Regions from separate parts of the Homo sapiens genome. Here region 2 is linked to region 1. A link is a contact called in ENCODE Hi-C or POLR2A ChIA-PET data. All regions are on one chromosome and are shown on one strand. Each heading gives the region's core, a stretch centred on a gene start or an enhancer-like site at or near the end of the contact. The rest is flanking DNA. Distances are from core to core; before and after follow the strand shown.

Region 1 (3,006 bases), core at 370-2,869:
CAGGTGTATGCCAAAGCAAATTTGATGTCAGTTTTTACCCAAAGCACTGTATGTAGTAGGCTTATGTACTTGCAGACTCCTAGACACGAACCACCTTATTCTTCACCCCTCCCAAGAACAGTAATGAACAAAAACATACATTTCAAAAGGAGAAATATTTGCTCCTTCATTATCCTAAAATTCCCCATAGAAAATAAATGAAAGACAACTCATTCGAAGATCAATTCAAAGGATCATGTCAAGTTCTCATAATTTCCTGAAATCTCATTCCTGATTGTTTCATAAAGCAAGCTTCTCTAGGGTAGAATTTCAGCCCGAAAATGATTAGAAACATTTGTCTCATATCAGAACTGGAGTGTTTTATTACATTGGTTGAATATACATACCATGTTGGCTTCAAAGTTGTAATGCCACTAATTAGAAATTCCTTTTTGATAAGAAGCTCATCTTTTAAAATGAATGAAGTGTATCTGTACCCTAGCATGAATTAGTTCATTTAGATAGCTTTCTATAATTCATTAAGATATACATTTAGGATTTGTGCACTTTTCTGCATATATATTGTATTTGAGAGCATTTCAAAAGAAAAGACTTTTTAAAAAAAGTATAGGTAAACTTTTTGCAAACACCCCATCAGATCTGTCACTTTGAGAGAAATGGAGTTTTATTTATGGAATGTTTTAGGTGGGTTAGTGCAATGGAAGGCTTCAGATAACCAGAAGGATGAGATCTACATAGAGTCAGATGATGGAAAGGAAGCATTTACTAGAGATCAAATAATCATTTGGTCAGTTTTAGCCCAAAGCCGTTCATCTATTTCCTAGACTGGAGCTTACCACTTTAGTTACATGCACTTTTAATGCCTTTATATTTACTCTATTATTAGACAAAAACTCCTTTGCAACTCCTTTTTAATTGTATCTAATTTTGTTATTAACTCATTTTAAAGAGAAAGCATCCTGCCGGAAGTGATTATACTTAACCAGGAGGTTTTCTCCCTTCCTACCCACCCAGAAAGTGTAAGGGGTAAAGAGGGGAAAGTATTTATTTCAGTAAATTCCATTTCCCTTCTTTGATGTTTCCTAACTCTTCAGACCTCCAATAATACCACTTTTGATATTTTAGAGAGCTTTGAGTAAGAAGCGGAACCTTTGACCAACCAAAGAGCTTTGATTGAGAAGTAATGAATATGTAAACATGTTTACGTGAGCGTGAGGAATTCCTAGAAGGAAGAATTTTCTCCCCTCTGAACTTGGTGGCATTCAAGAGTTGAGAGTAGGAGGGATTTTTTTTTTTTTAATTGAGTGGGGGATACTGGAATTTCCCAAAAGTCATATGCTAGATGCAGAAAGTGATAGCAAATGAAAGTGAAGCACTTGTTTTGCTGTCGCTATCCAGATTTAAAAGCAATATGCAATATAAGGGCCTGGTTGTTTAGCATTCACAGCACAGTCTTTTTATTTTGTTTGTGTTTTTTGCTTTGTTTTGTTGTTTGTTGTTCTGGACAGAGTCCTTTATGACAAGGGTGTTTATGGTTTAGCAGAAATCACACGGTTATGTTTTCATATGAGGAAAGTCCCTTGACCTCTTTGCCTGGAGAAGAAGTCAACACAAACTTAGTTTACAAGATCAAGTTTGAATGTTACTTGTGTGTCTGCCAATGTTTTTTATTTCTCAAGGGCATTGGAGAAATAACTTTGAAAATGAATAGTAACCACAAGTAGGTTCTAGAAAACTTCTAGAAGGATCAAAGGCTGAAAGAATGAGTCAACATGTATAGGTTTTGGCTTTTTCTCCACAACCAGATTCTCTAAGGCCTAGCATAGAAAAAGAAAGCAATAATGAATGCATTAAGGTAAATAATTTGTTAAGAATGTACGATGTGCCTGGCACAGTGTCAAGCATTCTATTTAATTCTCAGAGCAATCATTTGAGGAAGTTATTATTGTTGCAAAATACAGAGGAGGCCAGTGAGACTCATAGGGTTAAACATGTTTCCCTAAGTTAAGTAACTGATATGGGACATCCTCTGCATTTTGAATAGAAAACTGGAGGGGTTACCTTCCAGTTTTTTAGCTGCTTCTAAAAGCATCTTCAAATCGGTGGATATGAGTAGCTGACGTTGATTGGTGTTGCCTTTTGATCTATCCAAGATGCAGTTCTACCTAAGGATTAGGAAAACTGTTCTTCCCACTAGTGCTTCAGAGTACCTGTGAGAATTCACTCCAGTGTTCCCCTGAGGATAGTTGCAATAGCAGAGGCTGCTCCAGGTACCCTTAATTATAATAGATCTTCCCAAGGCAACTGGAATTTCAATAGTTAAGTCTTTAAAATATGAACTCACTCAGCCATCCCCATCCCACCTGTATTGCAAAGTCTTAAGAAAATTGTGAAAGAGCATGAGGTTAATCCTCCTGCAGTCTACTTCAAAACTGTCTGCTTCTCCATTCTCAATTGCTTACCCCACTCTCACATGTGCCTGAAATTCCTCAATGCATTGTGTGTCTGGGAGTATGTATTACCATTTAACTGAGTTGTGTTGGGATTCTTTTTTCACATTCTATCTTATTTGAAGGAGGGATCCTAAGTATCTTACAAAGATGCATGTGAGATGACAACAACAAAATATAGTAAGGGCAGTGAAAAGTAATATTAGCCAGAAAAAAAAAAACAGTATTAGGAAAGTTAGATGTAATCAGATGTAAGTCATTGGGACCAGTAAATAAAATACATCACTATTAAGTCCTATAGCTTTGTTAAAAATGCTTCTTGGTGACCAAGTCAAAGAGGAAAACACCATCAGCCATGAGATTTAAGAAGTCCATTAGATAAATGAAAACTTGCTCTAGACATATTCAGCATTAACTTATACTGAAACTTAAGAGACAAGATATTTTTTTCCTGGGGTTTTTACAAATAGTAGCATGGTGTGATAGAGTCTCGTCATTGAGAGTGTTGTCCAAGGACCAGCAACATTAGATCACATGGGAGCTAGCTAGAAATACA
Region 2 (3,006 bases), core at 339-2,838, 54 kb before region 1:
GCCAACTTGAAGGGGCTTCCTCTGACTAAAGATGGGACAGTTTGTGGATGTAGGAGAAAAATGATTGCAATAAAGTGGAACATATCAAATAACTAAAAATCCATGAATTAATAGTGATACACAGACAATTAAGGAGAAATAAAATCTTCATTGGTCATCTTTGCAGGCTGCCAGCATGCGATTTCATTCTGATGATTGGTGAGAAAGGAGAAAGGGGCAAGTGTTTACTCTGACCTCATTATTGAATTCCATTTCAACAACCAAGCAGTTAACAAAGAAAAGTTTTCCAGTATATAAGAATATCACCTGATAGGCCAGGTGTGGTGGGAGACCAAGGCGGGCAGATCATGAGGTCAGGAGATTGAGACCATCCTGGCTAACATGGTGAAACCCCGTCTCCACTAAAAATACAAAAAATTAGCCAGGCGTGGTGGCGGGCACCTGTAGTCCCAGCTACTCGGGAGGCTGAGGCAGGAGAATGGTGTGAACCCGGGAGGCAGAGCTTGCAGTAAGTTGAGATCGTGCCACTGCACTCCAGCCTGGACAACAGAGTGAGACTCCATCTCAAAAAAAAAAAATTCACCTGATAAATGCTGAAAAAATGATAGATTTAGAAAATCCACCATTTTTTAATCCTTAGTTAAATAATAGATCTAGACAATTACTGATATAATTTTTAGGGAGAAGTTTGAAGGAAATCTTCATAAGTGGAGCCATTTGCCAACACTAATCCTACTAAGAGTATTAACATACTCTCCAAATGTGCCTATTGCTTCCCTTGACATGATGCAACAGAAAGTACACAGAACAACCCAGAAAGTATTTTTCCTCCCCAAAATTTCTCCCGAATCTAATCAAGCTTCTAGATATAACTAACAGTTAAAACAGGATAAATAGCACCAGGAAAATGCAATCAGCCAAATTCATAATCTGGGACAAATAATATGGTTTCTTCAACAAATAAATATCCTCAATAAATAAGAGAGAAGGGAGAATTCTTCTTATAAACTAAAAGACACTTAAGAGACCTCTCAGGTAAATGTAGTATGAAGACCTTGATTAGACCTTAATTCAAATATACAACTATTAAATAATATTTTTGAGACATTTGGAGAAATTTGAGATGGATAATGTACTAGCAGATATTAAAATACTACTTTGTTAGGTGTGATAGTGATAGAAAACTTAGGTACTTTTTAAGGAGATCTCTGTAAATGAAACATAGTGATTTACTCATTATATGATATGACACTTGAAACTTGCCTTACATAACACCAAAACTGAAAAAAAAAAAAAAGTTAGGAAAGATGAAATAAGATTGGCAAAATGCTCTTAATTATTGCAATGGTGGCAACTCATTATTCCATCCTCTCTACTTTTGTGAAGGTTTGAACATTCCTGTAACAAAAGGTCAATGACACAATTTAAAATCAAGCATATGTATTGAGATTATTTTTATAATACAGAGTCTTCAAAGACTTTGAATATCTCTATAATCTGCGCAGTCATTATCTCAACATAGGAGGATGATTCACAATGAGTCCTAACCCTCCCGACCAAGAATGATTCCACAAGAATCTTGCATGAGTCTCCTCAAGAAACCACAAGACAATCCTGATGTCCACTGTCATCCTCATTGAGGTGTACATACAGATTCTGGTGTGTATGGTCCAGTCTTTTTCCAGGTTAGCTAATGCAAACCATCCTCACTGTCTCTTCAACAAAAAAAAAATGAGGCTGACACAGGAAGAACAAAAATCTGTGACCCACAACTGCACTTTTTAGGTTCTACTGTCAGTGGTCTTTTACACGAAGTTGTCGGTAACAGTTGAAAGGAAGAGAAGCTTGTATGGCTATTTCCTTTACATGCAACTGTAGTGTTAAATTTCACTGCCTGAGAAATGCCACTATGAATAGCAATACTGGACAAATAATGCTTTTTTAATTACTTGTTGATTCTATGAAAACATGTACAAGTGCAAAGTGATACTTGCATTTATGAACAGAGGTGAGCAAAGAGCAATATTCTTAAAAATATGTTTACCAAAGGAGTTGTAGTAGACTTCTAGCTTTGAGTCATGGTTTCATCAATCGTCCAGTTTGATGACAATGATGGTTCAGCCATGTAAGGGTTTTACCACGTAATACCACATGCATCTAGCCATTTAGTGGTAATCATCTGTCATCTGGTAATCAGCCGTAAGTGATCCCAGAGGAGAGGGAGATGAAGGTGGAAGAATTGCTTCCACTGAGTTTAAAATGAAATTCAGATAAATTGTTCATTTTGGTTCTCTTCACAGCATACATAAATCTACTATTCTAGCAGTAGTTAAAAATGCATGTATATTCTATATTTCACTAGACTTGAAAGACAAGGGTAAATTTCAATATCTTAAAACCTAGTTTCCAAACATACTCTTGGACAATGAAATCCTCATGTCTTTTGTTTCTCTGTAGTAGAAAAGGTTATAACCAAATCTTGACTAATTTTTCTAATGATGCATCAGTATCAGTTCCAAACATTTAATGCATAGTTTATAAAATAACTTTATACCAAAGCCTCCTTTTGTTGAAGGAGGTTTCATAATTGAGTAATCAGACCTCAAACATTCAAAGATTACGTTTATGTAAGATCTACGTATTTTATTATTGTTCTAACAATAATAGACTGTTTTTATCATTGTCCTAATAGTGAGAGACAAAAATATGAAAAATTCACTGTTTTGAGATGACATAACCCTATTGACCATTGGCAATCTCATAATTGCTGTCTTCGAGGCATTACAAATGAGAAATCAGGTTTGGAGTTACTGGATTTGGAAACTGGAAGAAGTCTTAGCAGGAAGGAGCCAGGCTTCAATAGGGAAAGTAGCATATTTATATTAGCAGTTCAGTAGAAAAAATTTCATATGTGAAACCATTTCTGTAGGTGTATAAAGGGCTGAACAGGAAAACAGAAGAGGGTAAGAAAACCCAGAATATGGCAGCTGCAGATAGCTGCTTTGC

What was found. A loop is a pair of places that touch in the nucleus more often than their neighbours do. ChIA-PET counts read pairs that join two places held with the same protein, here RNA polymerase II (POLR2A). Pooled maps may share reads with other maps.
Region 2: a loop to region 1 is called in a map of astrocyte of the cerebellum, with 5 times the contacts of the local background. The contact joins two enhancer-like sites. A Hi-C loop is called at or near these places in 5 of 168 maps with a recorded cell type or tissue (CD4-positive, alpha-beta T cell, PC-3, PC-9 and 2 more) and 2 of 50 pooled maps. POLR2A ChIA-PET finds 5 or more read pairs at or near these places in 5 of 52 experiments (A549, AG04449, AG04450 and 2 more).

Annotation. Positions count from the first base shown.
Region 1 is chr2:225,036,569-225,039,574 of GRCh38, reverse strand. The region is part of intron 1 of DOCK10 (dedicator of cytokinesis 10); the gene reads left to right. Among named protein-coding and RNA genes, the nearest start is that of DOCK10, 4.4 kb to the left of the region's middle. Within about 2 kb of position 1,619, at least 3 of the 41 ENCODE cell types and tissues checked have a DNase peak (open chromatin) inside an H3K27ac peak, as active enhancers do.
Region 2 is chr2:225,090,078-225,093,083 of GRCh38, reverse strand. No RefSeq gene overlaps it. Among named protein-coding and RNA genes, the nearest start is that of DOCK10, 49 kb to the right of the region's middle. Within about 2 kb of position 1,588, at least 3 of the 41 ENCODE cell types and tissues checked have a DNase peak (open chromatin) inside an H3K27ac peak, as active enhancers do.